Regions from separate parts of the Homo sapiens genome. Here region 2 is linked to region 1. Evidence: read pairs that join two places in POLR2A ChIA-PET (ENCODE). Cell type or tissue: A673. All regions are shown on one strand.

Region 1 (8,000 bases):
CAACGACTTGTTTATCTGAGTTAGACCTCTCATTTGAAATCATGGGTGCCATATTTGAACTGTTAATTGCTTCTTCATATCTTGGGACTGGAACTGGATTAAGAGTCCTATCTTATAGGAGACTTCTCCCTGCTTACAAATCCTCTGAAGAGCATAAGTAAATGTGTCGGCCAGAAATAATGGAAGAAACCATCAACAAATGGGGGGAAATCAGATAGAGTCATGGTGTCACTTTCACTTTTGCCATTGCCTGCTGTATTCCAGCTTCTGATTCCACTGCAAATGGAAGCAAAGAAAGCTCATATAGTAATAACAGCAACTAAGGCAACAGTAGTTTTACGTTGATAAGCTAGAGATTTTGAAAGTAAGAGGCTGGCACATAAACTAGATTAGTAGTTCTCAGCTAGGCTACACATCAGAATCATCTGTGGGGTTTTTACAGCTGCAGATGCTAAATCAGAATCCAAGACAGGAAAGTGAAAGTGCTTATTCCAATGAAGACCTTTGTTGATAGTCACCATACTAGATTATCTACAAAGCTGGAAAACCTGGTCTAATTTAACAATTTCTAATTGATGAAGGTGAACAGAGTGTGGTATAATGAACTGAGTACTGAATCAGGGAATAGGTCTAATTTTACTCTGTGAACAGACTTGTTGAATAATTTTAGCTTATTACATGTATCACATTTTAGGCACAGTATTATATGTGTACATCAATAATTCTTTCAGTTCACAATGCTTTGTGATACAAAGGTTATTCTTGCTCCTTTTTTACAGATGTGAAACCTGAAATTAGTGATTTGCCAAAGGAAATGATGAGCTGTGATCCCAGGTCTGTCTAACCTATACTTGTCTCCAAACGGTAGGACAGTGTTTCCGTTCTCTCCATAGTGAGATTCAGCCTCTTTAATGCCTCTTTTAGCAAAATATTACAATGAACTCTTCTCCAATGAACAGTGAGCAATGTCTCCTTGAGCAAACTTTCTTGGATGAATTGAGATGAGGCAACTGAAGAAGGCATTGAAAACTATAATATTCCTTAGAAATTAAGATTTCTTCTCATCTTGAATAATGGCTCTTACATCATCCTAAAGTATAAAATACTTTTTTTCTGAAAATACTTGTTTCTTCATTTTATTACCTTACTTCAACATTTTCCATTATTACAAAATGTTTATTTCAAAAATTGTCTCAAAAATTTTCCGACATAAGCCACCACAATTTTTCCTCAGTAGAAGTGTAATATAAATAAATTGAAATCAAGTTTTCTCTTCATTATAAAAATATTCCCCAAAATTGCATGGTAACTCAATTTTTAATCAAATTTGTTGTTGAATTTTGGAAAAGCTTTTTTAAAGTCTTAAAGTTCAATTAGTTTTTCAAAGAGCCCTAGTATAGCACAAAAACATCATTACTCTTATAAAAACTATATTTTTATTTCCCTAGTAATTTGCCCTGGCAGACTCGGGGGTCAAGGACCTGGTGTTGCAAAATTCCAGTAGTTACCATGTCCAGAAGATATACTGTAAATTGTGCTTCCAGAAGTTGGGTCATACAATGGTACAAATGGAAACTTTGATTTATTATTTTGTTGCTTCTTGTTAACTAATTTTAGAAGACTGAGAGTGGGGGTGTCCATGCTTTAGATCCTTCAAAGAAGGGATTAATGAAAATTTGTTGTTGCTTTTTGGTAAAAACTACTCATTGAGCTAACAGCTAAAAAACTGAATTTCAATATTACCATAAATTTGAAGACAAAATGTTTCCTTGTGGAGGAGGAGTTTGGGCAAAGTATAAATAAGTAATTAAAATTGTGCTCAACTAAAGAGTTTATTGTGGAGGGAAAAGTGATCTCGTGTTCATAAGTGGAAATTAAATGTTTTTATAGAGTGGTGCAGTTATTGCGACAGTGCAAATTATATTAATAGCTAATAGAGAATTCAAATAAAATGTTTCTAAATTATAAAGGCCTACCCCTTTTAATTGAGTTTTGTGTGATTGTCACATGAATGAAATAAAATCTAAGTGTTTCTCATTTTTTCTGCTGGAGCAGACATTCATTTGTTCAAAATGTTCTCACTTTTATCATTGGCATTCAAGCTTTTTGATGGTCAGGTTGTCCAAAAAGCTGAAAAGTGTAACCCAGAAACAGACTGGTAGGAGTGACTATGAAAACTTGCATCTCACTAGTGTTTAATAGAGACATTCATAATTGGAATCTGAAGATCAGATTTTTCTAGATTGCTGATTATCCACCCAAAGCTTAACAGACACCCAGAACTTGTTGCAAGTATACCTACTCACATTGACTGTCTTTCTTTTAATATTTGTTTAAAATTTATTGCCTATTATAACAGTGATCTCCAAAGAAAGATATGTATGCTTTCAAGTATATGCAAGATAATCCATTAGGCTACAGGAAGTAAGGAGTAAAGCTTCTATTTATATGTGCTTTGCATTTCATCCCTTTTAAACTTTTAAATTTTTTGAGTTTTGTTATGTATTTACCATTAGTGTTAAATACGTGTAGCACACACAGTAGCACATGCACACTACTTAAACTTTTTTAAAAATATACTGCTAGTACAGAGTCAAAATTTTCAGTAATGGAGATGCATGTCCAACAAAGTTTATAGCTAATATCCTATAGTTCTGTGCTCATTTTAGCTCTTAAGTAATGACTGAATCTTCCTGAACTCAGGCTATCTTTATGGTATTAGGTCAGTGAGGAGATCCCTCTGAGCTTTTGTTTCCTCATTACATACATTATATAAGATGTAGTGATGATTTATCATTCTTCTAAGAAGAGTTTTGTAAGAGATAAAGTGTGACTCAAATATGTATGGACACCTTGAGAGCAGAAAATAACTGAGTTTTGCATCACTTTCACAGTAGCCACCAAATAGATGTTTAATAAATATATGAATAGAGGAAAGAATGAGGGTCTATCTGTCATTAACATTCTTATGGGAAAGAGCAGGATGTGGTTATAAATGTAAATGATTATAAGTAGAACAAAGTAAGTCTTGTTTCATCCCTGGTGCTGTGATTTTTGAAAAACGTCATTCATTTTTGCCAAGCTCAGTTTCTTACTTAAATTGGGCATCATAATATTATTTTAATGTCCTACCTACACGACAGGGTTATTTTCAAAATAAAATGTATGTGAAAATCTGTCATGACCTCTAAAGAAAATGTAATGCTAACATTGGTTATTGTTTCTTATAGTTATATCATCTTCTCCTGCTGAATTGCACTTGATTGGAAGGGAGGGTCCCTCACTACCTTGAGCTTTTATTACATTCCCCTCAGTGTCTAATTGAGCTTTATATAGAATGAGATCTTTAAAAAAAAAAAAAAAAAGCTTATTAAGGAGTGGTGGGCACCTTCTGTTTTCAAAGCTGCCCTTCCTTTTCAGCAAAAGGTAGTAGTGTTTGAGGGGTTCCAACAAGTATCAACTTGTGTAGCCCTAAGCACTTTTTATCAATAAAAAGGCAAAGCATGAACTAGAGAGGATGCTTGATTTATACCTGTCTAGGCAATCAACCTGCCACCCACAGAAGTGTTGGAAATTTGGCAGTTAATCAGCAAGGCACTTTTTGTGCTTTATTCTTTACTGTTGATCCTTTGTTTGTTCCATAATGGTGTCCTTAGTCATTTTGTCCCATAATAAAAGCTCTGTGGAACTTTGTCCATACTCTACAGCATCTTCAGTGACAGAAGAGCGCCTACCAAATGCTTAGTGAATGCAGGAATTAACCCATTAAAAGTAAGGATATGTGTACTCATTCAAAAACTTGAGGGATTTACCCAACCCTTCTTTTAATTTAATTCAGTAAAAGTTTTCCCCAATTTCCTTCTTTTTCTGGAAAAAGAGTGAAAAAACTAGAGTTTGTGTTAAATTATTTTCCAAAGTTTTAAGCTTCTTCCTTATTCAGATTACATTGCAGTTTCTCTTCTGTGTCTGTATGTATGCACATTTGTTTTAAATGTATATAATAATAGACATCCTTTTGATTAAATCTCAGTCTTATTTATGTTCCTATTTTTCTGAGGACTGTAATTTTAGTTTGAGGAAAATAAAAAAAAATTACTGTGTGTTTGAGCATAAATACATCCATTCTCAAAGATGTGCCTTTCTTTGGACTAATTAGGCTTTTTTCCCAAATATATAACCCAAGAAAGTGTTTTACAAACAAACTAGAGAGGTTATAGAATGAATTTTAAAATTTAACCATTCAAGGTACCATTATATTTACTTTCAGAAATTGTGAATTTGAAGATTTGAAAATAATCACATTTCATGCACTATTTAAATTTGCTTTGCCTAAGACTCAAATTTTATGTGCATTTTTTTTCTCATTCTCCTAAATAGCACTTTTCTGAAGCAATTGATGATTATCTCCACAAGTCTTATAGGGTAAGAATACTGAGATGTCAGAGTTATATCCAGTTGCTCAATTGACCAAATAAGTTCCTTTTGCTTTTCTCACCCTGCCTGTCTCCTGGGGTTCACTTACAGAGGGGTCAATTGTCCAAAAGGCAAGGCGTAAGACATGGGGAGAGACAAAGTCCTAGCTAAAGAGAACTAGGAAATTAGATCCCCGATAGTCAAGAGTTGATATAAAAAAGCTCTTTTCACAAAGAACTTCCCATTATTGTCTCCTTGACAGACTGGAGAGTTCAATTTGTCAAGATCTGTTGAGTTGCATGCAGTTGATGTAACCTGACAGCTAGCAACATGTAGGGGTCTGGTGACCAAGCCAAGACATTCAGAAGCACAGACTAAGTAGAGATGACTCTTTTTCTAATCAACTGGAATTATATTTTTCAGAGGTTTCTCAGTCTGTTGCACATTAACAGCATGTGTTAAGCACATTTTGTGGTTTATAAAATTGTAATTATAGAAATGAATTCTTTTGGTCACAAATTAATTACAGGAAAAAGTAATGATGAAGGCTTAACTATTGATTCATTACATCTCTTAAGACTTCCGGGATATTTCACAGGCAGATTGATGTAGTTCAACCTCTTTTTGGATGGACAGCTAACTTGGGTTTAAGTAGAACTTAATTTAGATTCAATCTGTAAATATTCACTTATTACAACAATGCAGTGAGAATCTTTTTTTTAAAGCAGCACATTCTACTGTCATTATTAAATATATGCATAATATTCCCCAGAGGCTTAAGAGTATAGTCAGACACACAAACACACACACACACACACACACACACACACACACACACACACACACTTTCAACATTCTAAAAAAATAAAATAAAATAAGATTCATGCAATATTTGAATCTCAGCTACCAAAATTTAATTAATAAAATAAATTGAATGAAGCCAAAGTACCAGATTTCTAGATGTTCTTAATGTCACTTATCTCCATTATAAATCTTCAAATACTATTAGTACTTCCTTTGGGACAGAGTGGATGAAAAGGGAGAACAGATTGCTAGTAGAGTCAGGTGGTGCAACCATAAGCATGGTGGGCAGCATAATTACAGTTCTTAAAGAAAGTATATACAAGGAGCACTGCATAACTGTTACTGGAAAATCACATTGATCAACTGACCAGTCTACAACATCCTCCACTATAGATGGGGCACCTCCTTGGACAAATATCCTCAGTAAACAGAAGACAAATATCAGTTTTGAATCACCAAGGGTTCTACATATATTGACTTTGATTGCCAAACAAGGAATTATTTCCTTGTTTGTATTTTCCCCATTGTAAATACTTGAATAATATTTGCTACACTCTCTATTTCCTTCATTGCACTCATTACCATTTATTTATGTTCTTATTTGCTTATTTGTCTCCTACTCTAAGTGGTAAGATTGTCATTTTTCTTGGGGAGGGAGATACATTTTTATTGAATTATAATGTTCATACAGGAAAGTACACATATCACTAGTGTAGAACTCAGTGAATTTTTACAAATTGAACACATCTGTATAATTGGAGTCTACATTAAGAAATAGAAAACAAACAGCACCCCAGAAGTCTCCTGGTGCTATCTCATAAGTTGCTATATTCCAAAAATAAGCATTATCTGATTTTTAACAGCTAAAACTATTTTCACCTGTTCTTAGAATTAATATAAATGAAACCATACAGTACGTACTATTTTGTGTCTGGCTTCTTTTGTTCAACATAATGTTTAGGAGACTCATATTATTGGGGTAGTCATAGATCATTCATTCGTAATGCTCTGTGATATTACTGTGTATAAATATACCCCCAGTTACTTATCCATTCTATTGCTGATGTGCATTTGGGTAATTTCCAGTGAGAATTATTCCAAATAATTCTATAAATATATGTTCATTAAAAGGATTTGTTTTTGGTGAACATATGTATACATCTCTGTGGTGTGTATCAGCAGTGGAATTGTTGAGTCATAGAGTATGCGTATGTTCGCTTTCAGTAGATATGCCAAACCGTTTTCCAAAGTGGTAAAACCAATTTCCACTTTGCCGTCAGTGTATGTGTGAAGGATTATATCTATTTTCTTCACAATTGTATCTTCTGTACTTGTCATAGTGCTTAGTACATGGTAGGCACTCAAGAAGTCTTAGATGAATCAACTCAATTGATATGTCAACAGTGGCTAAATGACTATGGCCATTTCATTGATCTTTTCAAGCTTGTAAGGAGCCAAAACAACTTTATAGCCCAATTTACAATTTTGCCAGAATCTTCCCCTAGATAATTAGTACCTTGAAAAAAAGACTTCCTCACTGAAGCTTTTTTTGTACTCAAATGGCTTACTCAATGGAATAAGCAGTATTCATTTGATAACATAATAGAACATACATATGTTAGCACAGTAAGGCATTTTAACCTCAAATCTCCTTCCTCCTCATTATACAGCTGAGGATACAGAGGGCTGGGCACAGTGGCTCATGCCTGTAATCCTAGCACTTTGGGAGGCTGAGGTGGGTGGATCATTTGAGATCAGGAGTTTGAGACCAGCCTGGCCAACATGGTGAAACCCTGTCTCTACTAAAAATACAAAAACTAGCCGGGCATGGTGGTGAGCACCTGTAGTCTCAGCTACTCAGGAGACTGAGGCAGGAGAATTGCTTGACCCCATGCTGTTGTTGTGATAGTGAGTGAGTTCTCACAAGATCTGATGGTTTAAAAGTGTGTACCACTTCCCCCCGGCTCTCTCTCTCTCTCTCTCCTACTGCCATGTAAAGAAGGTGCTTCCCTTTGGCCTTCTGCCATGATAGTAAGTTTCCTGAGGCCTCCCAGTCATGCTTCCTGTTAAGCCTAAGTCTCAGGTAGTTCTTTATAGCAGTGTGAGAACAGCAGATTTAACACCAGGCAGATTTAACCCAGAGAAGACTACCTCAAGGCCTCTAATGATCAAACTCCTAAAGGTCAAAAATAAAGAAAGGATCCTACAAGCAACAAGAGAGAAGAAACAATATGCAATAGAGGTCCAATATGTCTGACAGCAGACTTTTCAGTGCTGTCTTGTAGCCCATTATTTTTAATTGGTGACAACTTAACACTGATTCCATAAACAAACAAACATGGATAAATAAAACTAATAAAAACTCTACACTTTAACTTCTTCCCTTTGCTTTTTAACTTTTTGTTGTTTCTCTTTATGTCTTATTATACTGTCTATGTCTTGGAAAACTATTTTAGTTTATTATTTTTGATTAGTTCATCATTTAGTCTTTCTACTGAAGTTTAGTAATTTACACACCACAGCTACAGTGTTATAATATTCTGTATTTTTCTGTGTGCTGACTATTACCAGTGAGTTTTGCACCTTCAGGAGACAGTGGCATGACATATTTAAAGTGCTGAAGGAAAAAAAATTGGAAACTAGAGTAGTATATCCAGTGAAAATATCCTTTAAGCATTAAGGAGAAATAAAGACCTTCTCAGACAAACAAAACCTGAGGGATTTCATCAATACCTGAACTATCCTACAAGGAATGCTGAAGAGACTTCTTCAGTGTGAAAGAA
Region 2 (8,000 bases), 240 kb before region 1:
GTCTCTGGAGAACCCTGAGTGATATGTAAGGTTCTGAGGCAGCCTAAGTTGTAAAACACAATGTTAGCGACATGGCTGCTTAGAGATGCACAGATAACATGCACAATCTGATGTGATTTCTTAAGGAATCTAGTTTCTACTGAGGTATTATTGACACTACAAATTGCACATTTCAAGTGTAAAGCTTAATGATTTTGACAAATACATACAACTGTATATCTGCCATGCTGATTAAAATGTAGAACATTTCCATCATCTCTCTTGCCCTTTTCCACTATTCTGATTTCTATTACCTTAGTTTTGCCTGTTCTAGAACTTCAAAGGAATAATACAAATCTTTCTTAAATGGTTTCCATCGCTGAACATGTTTGAGATTCAACTTTGTTGTCGTATGTCTGTAGATTTGTTTAACCTCCATATTTGTATTTCTGATCATCTTGAGTTTACTTTTGCATTAGGTGATAGGTAGAGATGGAAGCTCAATACCCTCTAACAAACGTTTCCAATTCTATAACAATTTGCTGAAATGACTTTCCTTTTCCTATTGAATCACCTTGACACCTTTGTCAAAAATCAGTTGTCTATATATGTGTGGGTCTATTTCTAGACTATTTTAATTCCTCTACTTATTTTTCTCACACCAATTCTACACAGTCTTGAATCTGTAGCTTTACAAGTCTTTAAATCAGTTGGTATGAGTCACCTAATTTTTTCATTCTTTTAAAAATTACAGCTATCCTACACTCTTTGCATTTCCATGCAAATTTGAAAATCAGCTTGTCATTTTCAAAAATAAATGCCTGTTGGCATTTTAATTAGACTTGCATTGAATTACAGCTCACTTGGTGGAGAACTGTTATCCTGTCAATCCATGAACATGATATACGTATCCATTTATTTAGGTGTTATTTAATTCCTCTCAATGGTATTTCATACTTTTAAGTATAGAGATCTTGAACATTTCTCTACACTTATATTCCTCTTTTATGTTTTATTATGCTACTATAAGTGAGATTGTTTACCTTTAATTTCCAATATTTGTTTGTAGTATATAAATTTTTTATATTGACCTTATATTTAAGAAAGCAATTTCTCTAAAATTAGTTAACTATGGGACTTTTTCATAAAATTCTTACTAAACACTTGTGAAATTAACATTTTACATAAATTACTTCTAAGGTAAATTTGCTTCAATAAACAAGTCTTCATTTACATTAGTGATACACTCTTGCTCTCAGTCTCCTGTAGTTTAAAAAATATAAATATTGAGATAATAATTTCACCATATTTTAAGTTTCTGCTCATATAAGCTTGGGAAGAAATCAAATAAATACTTAAGTATAAATACCATAAATATAAAAGGGATTAAATGTCAATTTTATCTGTGTGTCTGTGTGTGTGTACATATAGGTATGTATACACACACTCAGGCATATATATAAAAGTCTTTACAAATCAAAGAGACAGCACTGCTTTTGCTGAAGCGGGACAAAAATACCTCAAGGCACAACTCCTCCGTGCGCTTATCCCCTGCAGTGTAAACAGGGCCAATTCAATGGGTATTGTTTCCTTTACTTAGGCAGGATGATTTCCCTCAACTCTTAAGGAATCCAGGACTTTCCAGACCATTTCATCAGCAACCTTCTTCAACCAAATAGCTGTGACTCTCATTTTTTATACATTTTGGCTGATATCACGAAAATTGAAAACACCAATGGTGAAAGTTTACCAGGACCAGACCATTTAATACTTAACATAGAATTAAACACACTTACCTAAGACAAAAAAAATTATTTGCAAAACAGATGAAAAACTAGAGTGACAGATGAGACAAAGAGGCTTTTAAATCACATGAAGATTCCTCTGCTAGTCCCGGAGGAAACCTAATCTAGGCCTTTTAGTCCATATTGTGGGCAGGGGAGAATGTGAACTGAGATTTTAATTCATTAGACATAACACTATTGCCCTAGAACACTGAAAGATAAGGTAGCCTTATACGAGTAGATGAGACATGGTGCCATCTTTGGCTCCCTTATGACCTGAAACCTACTCTGCTTCCTCAGAGCTTTTACACACACAGATACTTTTGTTACCACTTATGTTCCAAGTTTCATACTCCCTTACTTAATATCCATATGCCTTTGTCTCTTAACTGTCCCCTAAATTTGACTATAAAGCCTCTAACAAAGTAGCATGGCAAGAAACTAAAATCTGTCAACACAAAGTTACTAAACATGTATCGGAAAAGAGAAAACCTATGGAAAGTATTTCCCTAGACCCAGAACAATCTGAGTGCCAAAGAAAGCTAACTTTGGATTTACACCTTGTATTATGTTTTATTTTGCTGTATTGCTTTAATGGTAAGATTTTTCTTACACAAACCAATTGAATTGCAGTGTATAAATTATACTCTCAATTAAGGGTCAAGATGGAAGGTAATGAAGACAAAGACCAAACTGAATGATAGAGTAGTAGGATCTATATTAATACTCTGGAAACCTGTGTGAACTTTGGAAATTATGCTCCGGTGAGTTTAAAACCTTGTTTTTGGTCTTTTGGTTTTTTTTTTTCTCTTAACATGAAGAATGTGACATTTGGATGGATATTGTTGGGAGGTGGCTTCTTGGAATCACTAGCATAAGAGAGTGGAGTGGAGACTTTTGCAGCTTGAAACAATTCCCCAGATCATTCTGATAGGTTCCTGCAATACCACCATTATTGCCTCATCCCACCAAGAATCATGGTGGTAATTTTTTTAAAAGCATGAAAAACTCTGTTTACAATGTTCTTTTTATAATATACAATTCAGAGCCCAACCCAAATCAAAGTAAACCACACAATGATGCCTTGAAGCAAAAGTAATTAAGATGTGCAGATAATTAAGGTGGGCATTATCAGAAAAGCAGTGTTACAGCTTTCTAGTTCCCTCTGGAATGTATCCCACCAAGCCAATTCTGGCAGTGAAACAAAGCAAGTGTCAAAGAACTATTCCTCCTAAAACCAAGTATTTCCATTGAGATTTTGCCTTTTTTTAAAAAGGGTTGATATTTAAGTTGACTCACTCTCTTAATACTTCACTGAAAGATCTGCCCCTCTCTTCCTCACACCACTGTAGCTGATTGAGGTAGCCCAGGAAACAATCTATCTGTAACTTAATGATACTGCAGCCAATATTAGATCTAACTGCACTGAGACAGGCATTTCCCAGAAGAGCTGGGAAGGGCCTCAGCTTCCCCCATTTAGAAGTCCTGGGAATCCTTAGCTTCCCTCTGGCCAGAAGATAGAGTCTAAGAAAGTGCAGCAATACCTGAACTAATCAAGCAACTTTAATACCTTCCTCCCCATCTCTGGGGCCAGGCTGTGGCTGCTCCATCAAAAAAAGCTTCTTTCCTTTCATATGACTTCTTCTCAAGGAATCTCATTAGAAGACTCTGATCTCCAAGTGCCCTCTCACCCCTGCACTTCCATTCTTGCCATCATGATTACAGACCATCTGCTCAGGTCCATTTCTTGCTCTGCACTCATCCAGAAGAACTGATAATAAAGACTGTCGTGTTTTCCAAGCACAACCAGGCCAGATTCCTTTGTTCCTCTGCATCCAAAGCTGAGGAAAGGCCCTGCCAACCCCCCTTCCCCACAGCATCCCATCCCCAAAAAGCCAAAGAGAGAAGATGGGACCATAAAATAATCTGGAGATTAATAGAAACAAGTTTGCTTCTTAGGATAAAGTGAAAGCTCACTAAATATTGACAGTGGAACATGGCCTTCATTTTATTTTGTACATGTATATATGTAGTATATGTGTATATACAAACATGTGTATAGAAATATAGAACATATATATGTTGTCTTTTTTACTTTAAGAAGCTCTTCTGCTAAAGCCTCACTGAGCATGTAAGCACAGTGGTGCATCTGAGGTCCTAATCTAGTTCAGTCACTTATTAGCTTATGCATGTGAAGTTAGTTGAGTTTCTGGGCCCGGGTTCCTCACTAGCATATGACAGAGCTAGCAATTCCCACTTCATGTAGCTATCCTAAAGTTTCTATAAGAGTTTATACAAAAGTGCCTGGTGCACACCGTGCTCAAAAAAATATATGTCTTCTTTCCATACTCTATGAATGGCTGATTTTCATGAATACCTTTCATTTAGCAGCTTTACTAGGCTACTTATGTGAAGAAAATAAAATATACAATCAGAAATAGTGAGGTTATCTTCGGCTAGGATGACAGAAGACACACTGTAGATACTAACAAAAGTGCATTCAAGAGAAATGTAGTGTTTCTGAGTAATGTAGCTAGCAAATTCAAAGACAAACAATGTCAGAGAACTTTTAGACTTTCTAGAACACATTATAGTATCTAGAGAAAGACACTCAGGTTTGAAACTTCAGAATTACAGGACTCACTCATAGTCTAAAACAAAAGAACCACCTTCCCTAATTAGGTGAGAAGGCCTATTTCTATCACATCAAACTTTCTGGTCCCAGGAAAGCAATAATCACTCTCAGTTTCATTTTTCCCTAAATAACCAAGATAGTGAAGCCATCTAGATCACTCTTAGAGTTTTGCTGCCGTTTCCATACTAATGTGTTTTCATAACCTAATGAGGTATATTATTTTCATACACAAAATAAGCAAACCCTGTTGATTACTCAAATGCTGACGCTCATGTTTTAGTGAAACACAACAGGTGCTTTGTTCATCTGACAACATGTTGGGAAAAACCCTTAAAAAAAGAAAAAGCTATCTACCCAAACCCAGGTCAAACAGAATAGGGTAAACATGATAAACATGGCACACCTACATCATGAATACACCAGTGTGAACCTGAAGAATGCTGGAGGGCAAGAAGGAAAACCGAGTTATGAAACCAAGCCACACACCTGGGAATCAGGGTGGAGAATGAGGACTAGGTTGATAGGGACACAATGGCTTTCCACTGTGTACAAGTATATGTGATTTAAGTTTAAAACCACGTGAATACACTTTCTCAAAAAATAAGCTAAAAAAGACAAATGTACTTGAAACCCTGAAAAGAATCAGTAAATTTTTTTCTTCTTTTTTGAGTCAGGGTCTCTTCTGTTGTCCAGGCTAGTGTGGTGGTGTAATCAATCATGGCTTACTGCAGCCTCAGATTCCTGGGCTCAAGCGATCCTCTGGCCTCAGCCTCCAGGGTAGCTGGGATGACCGGTATGCACTCCCATACTTGCGCAGCATTTTTTTTTTTTTAAGAAACGGTTTCATCATGTTGCCCTAGCTAATCTGAAACTCCTGGGCTCACGCAATCCTTCCTGCCTCTGCCTCTGCCTCTGAAAATGCTAAGCAAAAATTGGTAAATTCTTTCATCTGAATTTTATATAATATAAAGTAGTAAGAACTGTAGAACTTCCAACACATAATGACTCCATCCAAATCTCTGCACTAGAGGCAATGTGGGGAAAAGCAAGAGAGATCAGATTGTTACTGTGTCTGTGTAGAAAGAAGTAGACATAGGAGACTCCATTTTGTTATGTACTAAGAAAAATTCTTCTGCCTTGAGATTCTGTTAATCTATGACCTTACCCCCAACCCCGTGCTCTCTGAAATGTGTGCTGTGTCAACTCAGAGTTAAATGGATTAAGGGCGGTGCAGGATGTGCTTTGTTAAACAGATGCTTGAAGGCAGCATGCTCCTTAAGAGTCATCACCACTCCCTAATCTCAAGTACCCAGGGACACAAAAACTGCGGAAGGCCGCAGGGACCTCTGCCTAGGAAAGCCAGGTATTGTCCAAGGTTTCTCCCCATGTGATAGTCTGAAATATGGCCTCGTGGGAAGGGAAAGACCTGACCGTCCCCCAGCCCGACACCCGTAAAGGGTCTGTGCTGAGGAGGATTAGTAAAAGAGGAAGGAATGCCTCTTGCAGTTGAGACAAGAGGAAGGCATCTGTCTCCTGCCTGTCCCTGGGCAATGGAATGTCTCGGTATAAAACCCGATTGTATGCTCCATCTACTGAGATAGGGAAAAACCGCCTTAGGGCTGGAGGTGGGACCTGCGGGCAGCAATACTGCTTTGTAAAGCACTGAGATGTTTATATGTATGCATATCTAAAAGCACAGCACTTAATCCTTTACATTGTCTATGATGCCAAGACCTTTGTTCACGTGTTTGTCTGCTGACCCTCTCCCCACAATTGTCTTGTGACCCTGACACATCCCCCTCTTTGAGAAACACCCACAGATGATCAATAAATACTAAGGGAACTCAGAGGCTGGCGGGATCCTCCATATGCTGAACGCTGGTTCCCCGGGTCCCCTTATTTCTTTCTCTATACTTTGTCTCTGTGTCTTTTTCTTTTCCAAATCTCTCGTCCCACCTTACGAGAAACACCCACAGGTGTGTAGGGGCAACCCACCCCTACAGGATGACCGGTATGCACTCCCATACTTGCGCAGCATTTTTTTTTTTTAAGAAACGGTTTCATCATGTTGCCCTAGCTAATCTTAAACTCCTGGGCTCACGCAATCCTTCCTGCCTCTGCCTCTGCCTCTGAAAATGCTAAGCAAAAATTGGTAAATTCTTTCATCTGAATTTTATATAATATAAAGTAGTAAGAACTGTAGAACTTCCAACACATAATGACTCCATCCAAATCTCTGCACTAGAGGCAACCAAACTCCATCAGCAGAATAGGAACCTCTGTTTCCAGCCTCTCTGAGTAAACAGAATCTTAACTTCTTTGATTACCAGCTAACATACACAACTAGCCTAAACACATTCACACTGACCAACCCTTTGTAATTTTTTACTGGAGTGCTGCTCTCTCCCAGACTTCCAATACATTGAGAAGCATTGACCTGGACCCCTGACGGCTAGTTGAGGGGTCTAACTGGACCAGTGGTTCTCAACTCTGGTTGTACATTACAATCACCTGGGGATTTTAAATGTCCTCCCACCTACCCCTTCATGCTCCCTTAAAAATGATCAGTCACTTCTGCAAAACTCAGAAGGAAGCTCCACTCTTTACCCTATCAGTAGTTACTAAATAAAATCTGCTCTCTCCACTTTAATCAATGTCTGCCTTTGTTTATCTTTAATAGTAGTTAATGCCTTTCATATGTGTAAAGGTTATGTCCAAAAACCTTAATTTAAAAAAATCTGTATCAAAGAATAAAATTTTCCCAATAAAATGGATAATAAAAGAATTAAAATATCTAACTGCTTTTCACACACTATTTAGAAGAATTCTAAGTACTAACTCTGCGGGATGAGCCCTCCTCGAAAAAATTAACCCCACAGTCATTTTTTATTACCATCAAAATAAAATTCTCCTGAATCTCATTTCTATGTAGAATCTGCATGTTTCCTGTGCATATGCTCAAACCATAAGTTCACTTAAAAAAAAAATTCAGTAAAGAATTTTCTCTCACTTGAAGTATCTTTACACTGGCTAGAGAATTCACTACAGCAAATTCCTTAATGGTGTTTCTGGTTTCCAGATTTTGTGACTAACATGGACTGAAAAAAATCAGACATTCCACTCTAATTTATTCCAAAATTATTGCCTTCAGATCTGTAAGCTTTTTCTTTTTTTTTTTTTTTTTTTTGAGATGGAGTTTTGCTCTTGTCGCCCAGGCTGGGGTGCAATGGTGCGATCTCAGCTCACTGCAAGCTCTCCCTCCTGGTTTCCAGTGATTCTCCTGCCTCTGCCTGCTGAGTAGCTGGGATTAGAGACAGACAACACCACGCCCAGTTAATTTTTGTGTTTTTAGTAGAGATGGGATTTTACCATGTTGGCCAGGTTGGTCTCAAACTCCTAACCTCAGGTGATCCATCCACCTTGGCCTCCCAAAGTGCTGGAATTAAAGGCGTAAGCCACTCTGCCCGGCCAGATCTGTAGACTTCTAAAAGTGACTTTGCTTCTACGGACGTTACTGCTTTTCTCCAAAAACATAAACTTCAATCACCTCTCAGGAGTTCTTGTGCAAGAAGCAAAGTGGTTATGCTTACATACTAAGTGAC

What was found. ChIA-PET counts read pairs that join two places held together with the same protein. Peaks named below come from ENCODE experiments on the same cell type or tissue, not always from the same donor. Only the 100,000 strongest peaks of a DNase experiment are listed, where the experiment ranks them.
Region 2: POLR2A ChIA-PET joins it to region 1 with 7 read pairs; 2 of 35 experiments call an interaction of 5 or more read pairs at or near these places.

What each region holds. Positions count from the first base shown.
Region 1 is chr7:16,433,554-16,441,553 of GRCh38, forward strand. It overlaps LOC105375168 (a long non-coding RNA gene), which reads left to right. Exons shown (of 5, transcript XR_007060223.1): 3 at 780-834. Among named protein-coding and RNA genes, the nearest start is that of CRPPA, 16 kb to the left of the region's middle. In A673, no CTCF peak of the experiment used is centred here; DNase peaks (open chromatin) are centred at 4,838 and 4,898.
Region 2 is chr7:16,192,290-16,200,289 of GRCh38, forward strand. All of the region lies in intron 9 of CRPPA (CDP-L-ribitol pyrophosphorylase A), which reads right to left. Among named protein-coding and RNA genes, the nearest start is that of CRPPA-AS1, 14 kb to the right of the region's middle. In A673, no CTCF peak of the experiment used is centred here; no DNase peak of the experiment used is centred here.